Linked DNA regions of Homo sapiens: region 2 is linked to region 1. Evidence: chromatin loops called from intact Hi-C (ENCODE). Cell type or tissue: endothelial cell of umbilical vein. All regions are shown on one strand. Links, peaks and the distances in the headings refer to the core of each region. The heading gives the core; the rest is flanking DNA.

What was found. Hi-C counts contacts between places; a loop is a spot of excess contacts. Peaks named below come from ENCODE experiments on the same cell type or tissue, not always from the same donor. Only the 100,000 strongest peaks of a DNase experiment are listed, where the experiment ranks them.
Region 2: a loop joins it to region 1, with 7 times the contacts of the local background. A loop is called at or near these places in 1 of 110 quality-filtered maps.

What each region holds. Positions count from the first base shown.
Region 1 is chr16:67,900,435-67,905,809 of GRCh38, reverse strand. The region is part of intron 1 of PSKH1 (protein serine kinase H1); the gene reads right to left. Among named protein-coding and RNA genes, the nearest start is that of PSKH1, 9.9 kb to the right of the region's middle. In endothelial cell of umbilical vein, for the core only: no CTCF peak of the experiment used is centred there; a DNase peak (open chromatin) is centred at 2,809; H3K27ac peaks cover 1,465 bases.
Region 2 is chr16:67,309,648-67,315,022 of GRCh38, reverse strand. All of the region lies in intron 2 of KCTD19 (potassium channel tetramerization domain containing 19), which reads left to right. Among named protein-coding and RNA genes, the nearest start is that of KCTD19, 14 kb to the left of the region's middle. RefSeq lists an enhancer at 2,998-3,247. In endothelial cell of umbilical vein, for the core only: no CTCF peak of the experiment used is centred there; a DNase peak (open chromatin) is centred at 3,082; H3K27ac peaks cover 1,554 bases.

The DNA.
Region 1 (5,375 bases), core at 70-5,069:
TCAGCTAACTGCAGCCTCTGCCTCCCGGGTTCAAGCGATTCTCATGCCTCAGCCTCCCAAGTAGCTGGGATTACAGGCACCTGCCACCTCGCCTGGGTGATTTTTGTATTTTTAGTAGAGAGAAAGGGTTTCATGTTGGCCAGGCTGGTCTCCAACTCCTGACCTCAAGTGATCCGCCAGCTTTGGCCACCTAAAGTGCTGGGATAACAGGTGTGAGCCACTGTGCCCAGCCAAAAACATAATTTCAGTATAACATGGTTAAGTGTTAAGCTTAAGAACCAATAGTATATAATGTAGAGTGAAGTCGGGGTTAGGAAAACCTTCCTGAAGGAGGTAACCTCTATGCTGAATTTTGAAGCAAGAATGAGTCAGATGAGGAAAGGTGGGAATGGTGTTTCAGGGAGAGAGAATAACACACTGCAAAGGCTCAGAAACCCAGAGTAACATCCTGCATCTAGGAATGGGCAGTTTGGTGGTACAAAGGCAGGGATGTGGAGATGAAGTTATAGAAGGTCAGCAGAAGGTGGTTATGGAGAGCAACACAAGTGAGGACCAGGACCTTCCTGGGAAGTGAAGGAGAGCTACGAAAGGGTTTACAAGAAAAGAGGCATTCAGATCTGTGTTTAGAGAGAAGGATGAGGTTGACCTGAAGGAGGGTCAAAGTGGATTAAAAGGGCCAGTAAGAGCTGGGCACAGTGGCTCATGCCTGTAATCCCAGCACTTTGGGAGGCCGAGGCGGGTGGATCATGAGGTCAGGAGATCGAGACCATCCTGGCTAACACAGTGAAACCCCGTCTCCACTAAAAATACAAAAAATTAGCCGGACGTGGTGGTGGGTGCCTGTAGTCTCAGCTACTCGGGAGGCTGAGGCAGGAGAATGGCGTGAATGCGGGAGGCAGAGGTTGCAGTGAGCAGACATCACGCCACTGCACTCTAGCCTGGGCGACAGAGCGAGACTTTGTCTCAAAAAAAAAAAAAAAAAAAAAAATTAAAAAAGGACCAGTAAGAGTGTGGTGTCCCATTGGCCAGGTGTGGCCATCCCAGCACCGGGAGTAATCCCAGCTCTTTGGGAGGCTGAGGTGGGGGGATAGCTTGAGTGCAGGAGTTTGAGACTAGCCTGGACAACACAGTGAGACCCTGTCCCTACAAGATTAAAAAATTAGCTGGGTAGGCCAGGCACGGCAGCTCACGCCTGTAATCCTAGCACTTTGGGAGGCTGAGGCAGGCGAATCACCTGAGGTAGGGAGTTTGAGACCAGCCTGACCAACATGGAGAAACCCTGTCTCTACTAAAAATACAAAAATTAGGCGGGGCGCGGTGGCTCATGCCTGTAATCCCAGCACTATGGGAGGCCGAGGTGGGCGGATCACAAGGTCAGGAGTTCGAGACCAGTCTGGCCAATATGGTAAAACCCCATCTCTACCAAAAAAATACAAAAATATTAGTCGGGCGTGGTGGCGCATGCCTGTAATCCCAGCTACTCAGGAGGCTGAGGCAGAATTACTTGGACCCAGGAGGCAGAGGTTGCAGCGAGCCACCAAGATCGCGCCACTGCACTCCAGCCTGGGTGACAGAGTGAGACTCAGTCTCAAAAAATATATAAAAAATACAAATACAAATACAAAAATTAGCCAGGCATTGTGGCAGGCGCCTGTAATCTCAGCTAATCTGGAGGCTGAGGCAGGAGAATTGTTTGAACCTGGGAGGCATAGGTTGCAGTGAGCCAAGATCATGCCACTGCATTCCAGCCTGGGCAACAGAGCAAGACTCCGTCTCAAAAAAAAAAAAAAAAATCAGCTGGGTATGATGGTATGCACCTGTAGTCCCAGTTACTTTGGAGGCCAAGGCAGGAGGACTGCTTGAGCCCAAGAGATCAAGGCTGCAGTGAGCGATAATCACACCACTACACTCCAGCCTGGGTGACAGAGAAAGACCCTGTTTCAAAAAGGAAAAAAAAAAAAAAAAAAAAGAGTGTAGTGCCCCAAGCAGTGGAGTGGAATCGAGAGCTATCAGCAGCAGAACTTCCATGTTGGGTGGAAGGAAGAATGAGGACAGCACCCCGTCCCTTGCACAGCTCAGCGGCAAGTGGTCAGGAGTGTAGCAAGAAGCACAGATTTGGGAAGCAGTGGAAAGAGTTCAGTTTTGGATGTGTGGGGTGCATGTAGACCATCCATGTGACATTTACTGTGGGTTACTAGATACAGAATCTGATGTCTGGGGAGGCTGAGACAGGAGAATCGCTTAAACCTGGGAGGCGGAGGTTGCAGTGAGCTGAGACTGTGCCACTGCACTCCAGCCTGGGCAAAAGAGCAAGACTCCATCTCAAAAAGAGAGAGAGAGGAAAAAATGAGGTTTATCTATGGGGCATAGTGGCTCATGCCTGTAATCCCAGCACTTTGGGAGGCCAAGGCGTGAGGACTACTTGAGTCCAGGAGTTCAAGACCAGCCTGGGCAACACAGAAAGACCCTATCTCTGCCAAACATTTTTTAAATTGAGTCAGACATGGTGGCATGTGCCTGTGATCCCAGCTACTTAGGAGGCTAGGGTGGGAGGATCTGCTTCAGTCCAAGAGGTTGAGGTTGCAGTGAGCGGTGATGGTACCACTATATTCCAGCCTGGGAGACAGAAATCCTGTCTGAAAAACAAAGCAAAACCAAACCAAACCAAAAAAAAATATTGTTTATTTTTCTTCACATAAGAGGAAAAGATTCCTCCACAAGGCTCTTCAGGATTTGCAGCTGTTCTCACCCAAATGCACAGGAAGTTCCACATGGCAACTAGGAAATAATGTTAAACAAAGGCATTTAGAACCAAGGTTCCTTTTCGCAGAGGCCACAGGATAGAACTACGGACTGTGGAATTTTGCAGACTTATTTCTTCTTTCAGGGAAAACACAACACCTCATGCAGTGAAGGACTGAAGCTCCTCTTGGGCTGGTATTCCTGAGGCAGAACACAGGTCCCTCACCCCGATGCCCACGACCACTCAGTAACAACATCTACCACCATTCGGAGGCAAGACAAACTGCATGAGTAACCCAGCACAGCCACTCAGATGTCACTTCTTCCTGGTGAAGAAGCAGAACCCTAGATTCACAAAATAAACAGTCATCTACAGGCACATGTACTGGGTATTTTTGTTTAAATTTTTGTTTAAATGAGGACCTAGTCTGGTCCTCAGGGAAAAACCTAAGGTTTATAAAAGAAAAGGCCTGGCTGGGCGCAGTGGCTCAGGCCTGTAATCCCAGCACTTTGGGAGGCTGAGGTGGGCGGATCACAAGGTCAAGAGTTTGAGACCAGCCTGACCAACATGGGTGAAACCCCGTCTCTACTAAAAATACAAAAATTAGCCCCGGACGTGATGGCACGCGCCTGTAATCCCAGCTGCTCAGGAGGCTGAGGTAGGAGAATCGCTTGAACCAGGGAGGCTGCAGTGAGCCGAGATCGCACCACTGTACTCCAGCCTGGGTGAGAGATCGAGACTGTCTCAAAAAAACAAAAAACAAAAGGTCTAACTTTTCGATTCATTTTTATTTCTTTTTTTTTTTTTGAGATGGAGTCTCGCTTTATCACCTAAGTTGGCGTGCAGTGGCACGATCTCAGCTCACTGCAACCTCCACTTCCCAGGTTCAAACAATTCTCGTGCCTCAGCCTCCCAAGTAGCTGGGACTACAGGCATGTGCCACCATGCTTGGTTAATTTTTGTATTTTTAGTAGAGACAGGGTTACAACACATTGGCCAGACTGGTCTTAAACTCCTGGCCTCAAGTGATCCGCCCACCTCCGCCTCCTAAAGTGTTGGAATTACAGGTGTGAGCCACTGCACCCGGCCTCACTTTTCACTTTAAACAAATAAAACCTACAGGGATCAAAGGTAAGTCAGCATCAGGGCGCAGTGGTTTACACTGTGATCCTAGCACTCTGGGAGGCCAAGGTGGGAGGATTACTTGAGCCCTGGAGTCTGAGACCAGCCAGGGCAATGTAGTGAGACCTCCATCTCTACAAAAAATTAGTCAGGCGTGGTGGCATGCACCTGTAGTCCCAGATACTCAGGAAGCTGAGGTGGAGGATAGCTTGAGCCAGGGAAGTCGAGGCTGCAGTGTGCTGTGTTTGTGCTATGGCACTCCAGCCTGGGCAACAGAGCAAGACCATGTCTCCAAAAAAAAAAAAAAAAATAGGCTGGGCATGGTGGCTCACGCCTGTAATCCTAGCACTTTGGGAGGCCAAGGCAGGTGGATTGCCTGAGCTCAGGAGTTTGAGCCAGCCTGGGCAACACGGTGAAACCCCGTCTCTACTAAAATACAAAAAAAATTAGCCAGGCGTGGTGGCATGAGCCTGCAGTCGCAGCTACTCAGGAGGCTGAGGCAGGAGAATTGCTTGAACCCAGGAGGCGGAGGTTGCAGTGAGCTGAGATCGCGCCACTGCACTCCAGCCTGGGCGATAGAGCGAAACTCCGTCTCTTAAAGAAAGAAAGAAAACAAAATAAAGTCAGTCGGCAATAAGAGAGTCAATGATTTTCCCTCTGATCTTCCTTCTGTCTTCCTGAGACATAGTTTCTCTCACATTGATTCCAATCAGAAACTCTGTAAAGATAGGCTGATGCGGGTACTCCACCATCCCAACTACAGATTGAAACTGGAGGATATTAGACCAAATTGGCCAAGAGAGGGGAAAAAAAAAAGAAAGTAGAGAAGAGAGGGTGCTGGCTGAGAGGTGGGGACAATGGGCAACAGCCCCCAGGTGATCACAGCTGCTCCACAGTCCCATCACATCTGTTAAACTCCCTCTCCACACTGTGGTCAGGTGAAAATGCAGACTCTATAACACGGGAGGTGGCTGGTAAAGCTCCTAGGAAGAAGAGCAGAGCCTTTTCCTGTTCCCAGCATCTCTTGTGTGTGCCCCTAGCCCAGAGATCACGGTAGGTGTAGGGATGGGCAAGGATGAGTAAGGAAGCTTCAGGAAGAGACTTCCCAGGAGTGTCACAGTATGTCATCTTGCAGAAAGTACCCAACTCTCTAGAGTCTGCCTCCAAAACTTAAACTCCCAGCCTGGTCCAAAGCACTCTTCAAAGAAGGCACGCACATTGGACAGAGTGTGGCAATGGGTATGAGCATTCAGCATTATCGTCCTCACTGACAATCTACAGAAATGACAGTCCAGGAGAGGTAAAGAGACTCGTCCAAAGCCACTCAGACGGTGGTGACCAAATATCCTGGACCCAAATATCCTAGTTCCCCATCTGGGGCTCCTTCTATCACTCCGGAAAGACTCCAGCAGTGCTGGGCCTCATCCAGTCAAGGCCTTGATCCTTCCCCATGCCACTGAGTTGGTGAACCCACAAAGCTTTCCTGAGGATCTTTCCTGAAGGGTCTGCT
Region 2 (5,375 bases), core at 136-5,135, 590 kb after region 1:
TTAGCTAGGCATGATGGCTCATGCCTATAGTCCCAACTACTTGGGAGGCTAAGGCAGGAGGATCGCCTGAGCCAGGGAGGTCAAGGCTGCAATGAACTGTGTTTGCACCACTGTGTTCCAGCCTGGGTGACAAAGCAAGACCCTTCCCCTCTCTCTCTCTCTCTCTCTCTCTCTCTCTCTCTCTCTCTCTCTATATATATATATATATATATATATATATATAATGCTAAGTGAAAAAAACCATCATGTCAGCTAAGTGAAAGAAACAGTCTTATTGTATGATTATATGTATAGAAGATAGACACAGCTGGGTGCGGTGGCTCATGCCTATAATCCCAGCACTTTGGGAGGCCGAGGTGGGTGGATCCCTTGAGCTTAGGAGTTCAAGACCAGCCTGGGCAACATGACAAAGCCCCATCTCTATAACAAACAAACAAACAAATAAATAAATAAAATGGCACCATATATTGTATGATTCTATTTATCTAAAATGTGCAGAACAGGCAAATTTATAGAGACAGAAGATAGATAAGTGGCTTCCTAGGGCTGGGGCTCAGGGTAGGAAGGATGGGTGAGTGAGAATGGAGAATGAGCAGTGACTGTTATTGGGTACAGGGTTTCTTTTAGGGGTATTGAAGTAGATTGTGGTGATGGTTGCTTGATTCTGTTAATAGATTAAAAGCCACTGAATTGCATGCTTTAAATGGGTAAGTTTTATAGTATGTGAAATATATCTCAGGAAAAGAAAGAAAGGAAGGAAGGGAAGGGAAGAGAGGGGGAAGGAGGGAGGGAGGGAGAGAGAGAAGAAAGGAAGGAAGGGAAGAAGGAAGGAAGAAAGAAGGGGAGGAGGGAGGGAGGGAGAGAGGGGCTGGGCACGGTGGCTCACACCTGTAATCTCAACACTTTGGGATGCTGAGGTGGGAAGATCACCTGAGGCCAGGAGTTGGATACCAGCCTGGGCAACATAATGAGACATCATCTCTACAAAAAATTTAAAAATTATCCAGGCATGGTAGCATGTGCCTGTAGTCTCAGCTACTCAGAAGGCTGAAGCCAGAGGATCATATGAGCCCAGGAGTTCAAGGCTGTAGTGAGCCGAGATTTCACCACTGCATCCCAGCCTGGGTGACACAGCAAGATCTTCTCTTTAAAAAAAAAAAAAAAGGCCGGGTGCAGTGGCTCATGCCTGTAATCCCAGCACTTTGGGAGGCTGAGGCGGCCAGCCTGACCAACATGGTGAAACCCCATCTCTACTAAAAATACAAAATTAGCTGAGCATGGTGGCATGCGCCTGTAATCCCAGCTACTCAGGAGGCTAAGGCAGGAGAATTGCTTGAACCCGGGAGGCGGAGGTTGCAGTGAGTCAAGATCATGCCACTGCACTCCAGCCTGGGCAGCAGAGCAAGACTCTATCCCCAAATAAAAAGAAAGATCATTGGCTGCTGGCTTAACCTTAGATCAAGAATCTGCAAACTACAGCCCATGGACGAAATTCAGCCACTACCTTTTTTGGAAAGCCCATGAGCTAAGAATGGGTTTTACATTTTTAGATGGTTGAAAAAAAATCAAAAATATTTTGTGCTATGTAAAAATCATATGAAATACAAATTTCAGGCCAGGCGTGGTGGCTCACGCCTGTAATCCTAACACTTTGGGAGGCCAAGGCGGGCAGATCACCTGAGGTCAGGAGTTCAAGACCAGCCTGGCCAACATGGTGAAACCCCATCTCTACTAAAATACAAAAATTAGCCGGGCATGATGACAAGTGCCTGTAATCCCAGCTACTCGGGGAGGCTGAGATGAGAGAATCGCTTGAACCTAGGAGACGGTGGTTGCAGTGAGCTGAGATCGCACCACTGCACTCCAGCCTGGGCGACTGAGGGAGACTCTGTCTCAAAAAAAAAAAAAAAATTCTAATTTCAGTGCCATTGATAAAGTTTTACTGGAACACAGCTATGCTCATTTGTTTATGTGTTGTCTATGGCTGCTCTCAAGCTGTAACACAGAGCTGAGTGGTTGAGTTGACAGAGACCATGTGGCTAGCAAAGCAAAGCCTAAAATATTTACTGTCAGGCCTTTTATAGAAAAAAACTTGCTGACCCCTGGCCTAGACTGCAGCAGAGCAAGGGAGGAAGTAGACAGACCAGTTAAGAGGCTCCTGCAGTATCCAGATGAAAGATAATGGTGGTTTGTTCTATGGTGGTAATAGTAGTGTTAGAGGTGTTCAAACTCTGAATATGTCTTGCTGGTAGAACTGACAGGGTTTGCTGATGAATTGAATGTAGGGTGAGAGAGAATGGACAACTCCTTTGTTTCTCTCCTGAGCAACCAGATGAATGGTGGATTTTGAGGGATGTGTACACAGGTTTAGGGAGGAAAATCAGGAGTTAGGATCTGAACATGTTGAGTTTGAGAGACAATGAAAGGGCAATAAAACCATCCAAGTGAAGGTAAACAGGAGGCGCGGGATGTACAGGTCTGGAATTCATGGAAACAGTTAGGCCTAGAGATAAAAATTTGGGAGTCATAAAAGCTGATATGTAAATCCATGAATCTGGATATTTTGGAATACTGTATATTGTTTATAGGGGAAATACAAAGTAGTCATTACAGGTCCACACATTAATATCACAGGGCCTCCTAGAACTTCCTGTGTAATTTGGGAAGGCCACCTTACCTAAATGTAAACTGATCTGAGCCCTTCACATCCATCAGCCTGGGTGGGAGTCACAGCTGCAGAGTGTGGAATTTCCCTTTAGGGTCATTCACCAGGGTTTAAGTTTCATGGCAAATTATCGATTCTTTTTTACTTCCCCCCTGAAGTCCACTGAGGACAATGTGTTGACAGGACATGCTACTTATGTTTCCTTTTTCACACCTTCTGGGGACTTCTCAGTTTGGAACTTTAAATTGTTCCACTTGTGAGCATTCTGCTACCAGCAAGCAACCCAAACACGCCTTCATTCCTTGTGCTCAAGGGAGCCAGGGAGTTTTTATGTTGATCACACAAATGACGTTTTTAAGAAAATAGACCAGTGGCAGTCTCACATTTCCCATTACTCATGATGTGAGATTATGACTGTGATCTTGGAAAGGAAGAGGATGACATAAACAGCAGATATTCATCCCAACTGTGTAGCTTGTCTGTGGTGTGGGTAAGTGGATGACTCAAATGCAAACCCCTTGACGTGGCATCAGGGCTCCTCACAGGCTGGCTCATCTGCTTGTGCTGGCTCATATCCCAACAAAGACACACACCTACATGCAGGCAAGGCCACATACACATGCACACACACACACACAGGCACACACACACACTTTGAAGTTCAGCCTTGCCCCAAGCACCCCACATGCTTTCTCTCTACACTTTTTCACTTGCCGTTTCCTCTTCTTGGATTTCTCCCCTTTTAAGATTTGGCCTTGGCTGGGGACGGTGGCTCGCGCCTGTAATCCCAACTCTGGGAGGCTGAGGCAGGTGGATCACTTGAGGTCAGGAGATTGAGACCAACTTGGCCAAGATAGTGAAACCCCATCTCTACTAAAACTACAAAAATTAGCCAGGCGTGGTGGCAGGCAACTGTAATCCCAGCTATTTAGGAGGCTGAGGCAGGAGAATCGCTTGAACCTGGGAGGCGGAGGTTGCAGTGAGACAAGGCCAAGATTGTGCCACTGCACTCTAGCTTGAACAACAGAGTGAGACTCCATCTCAAAAAAAAAAAGATTTGGCCTAAATGTGGCCCACTGGAAGACTATCCTGACATTTCCTGAGTTTTTGTCTCTCTGCTCTCATAACAGACTGAATTCCCCCATTCTAGCAGTGCTAATTCTGTTGTGATCATGTATTCTCATGTATTCATATGTCTTTCTCCCTCACTGGGCTGTACTCTTTTCATGTTTTCATGAAACAAACACCTAGCACCTCTCACAGTACCTGGCATTTGCACATGCTTAACAACATATCTGCTGAGAGAACACTCAGTGTTATGCTCAAGATGACTTCTGCAGAGTGAGGTGACTGGAGCCCACAGTGAAGGGGTAGGTTTTAAATGCCGAAAGCTGCGTCTTATTTGGCTTTGGGGGCTGACAGCAGCTGTTCTGCACATCCTTTTGTTCTACCAGCCTTGCTTTCCTTGAGCCTTAAAGCAGTGCTGGCCCTCCTTGTCTTTACAAGGCAGTCAAGGATTTGGAAGTTCCCCCAAGCTCCTTTACCATCACATTCTTTCCAACAGCCTACATCAGAGCATAAGGCATCTCTGAGAACTGCTGCTGCTTTGGAAAACCTCCGTTAAGTCCCAAAGTTCTGCCATCAGGGCGCATTTGTCAGCCATCTTTGGCAACCACACACATACATACACATACTTCCCCGTGCCATCAGTTTTATGTTGCTTCTGATTGACATATTTTTTCACCACTATCTAGGCCAAAAGCAACATCATTTATTCTTGTGCTAGAAATTAGCCATCTGAATTCATTTAAGGTCTGTATTTCCCTTAAGAAATCCTCTCTCCAATAACTTTTTCCAGGTCGTAACATGTGAAAAGTAAAATTCCTGGAAGTTGTATTCAGGCAGATGAAAGCGGACTTGAAGTCAGCCTGTAGAAGACCAGCCACACACTCTGTAGCAATTTCAGTCAGCAAAGCCAGAGGGCAGCTGGAAGCCCAGGCTCTCTGGAGTGTTCTTCATTCATTTAGCCATTCATTGAACAAAAAGGTATTGAGACCCCACAGGCCTTGTTTTAGGTGCTGCAAATACGGCAGAGGACAAAACAGCCAAGGTCCTGAGGTCTTGGGGAGGTTATATCTATTAGGGGAAACTGGCAGATCAAAAATAAGTAAGTGAGGGGCTGGGGAATGGTTTCTGTGATTTCTTATAGCACCCGAATGGCTTTCCGTGAGTAGAGGACTTGTATTTCTAGAAGTCAGAGCAAGTATTGGTTGACAGAGTTCGGGAAACAGCCTTGTTGAGGCTCCTGAGCCTAGGTCAAGGCCGATGCCTGGGCCTGGCCTGCAGCATGACCTGACTGGCAAGGATGGCAATCTTTGTGGACTTGCTTTAGTTTTTCTCTTTTTTAAGATTTCTTGGGCATACCTTTCTTGGGGAAAATGGTGCTGCTAACACTTTACATGCTTGGAAATAGCAGGAAATGGAGATTTCATTTCTGCAAAATAGATCATTCTCTCCTCAACTAGCACATCTCCTCTCAAACTAGCTAGACTGTCACTACTGACCCATTCCAGAGGACACATCCAGTACCAAACACCTCCAAATAGGAGTGTTGTCCTGGGCAGGGATTTCTCTCCCCTTCTCCCCACCACAGGCCTTCTCCCACGTGGCCAATTTAGAGTTGTTCAAAGGCACTATTATTTTCTCCACT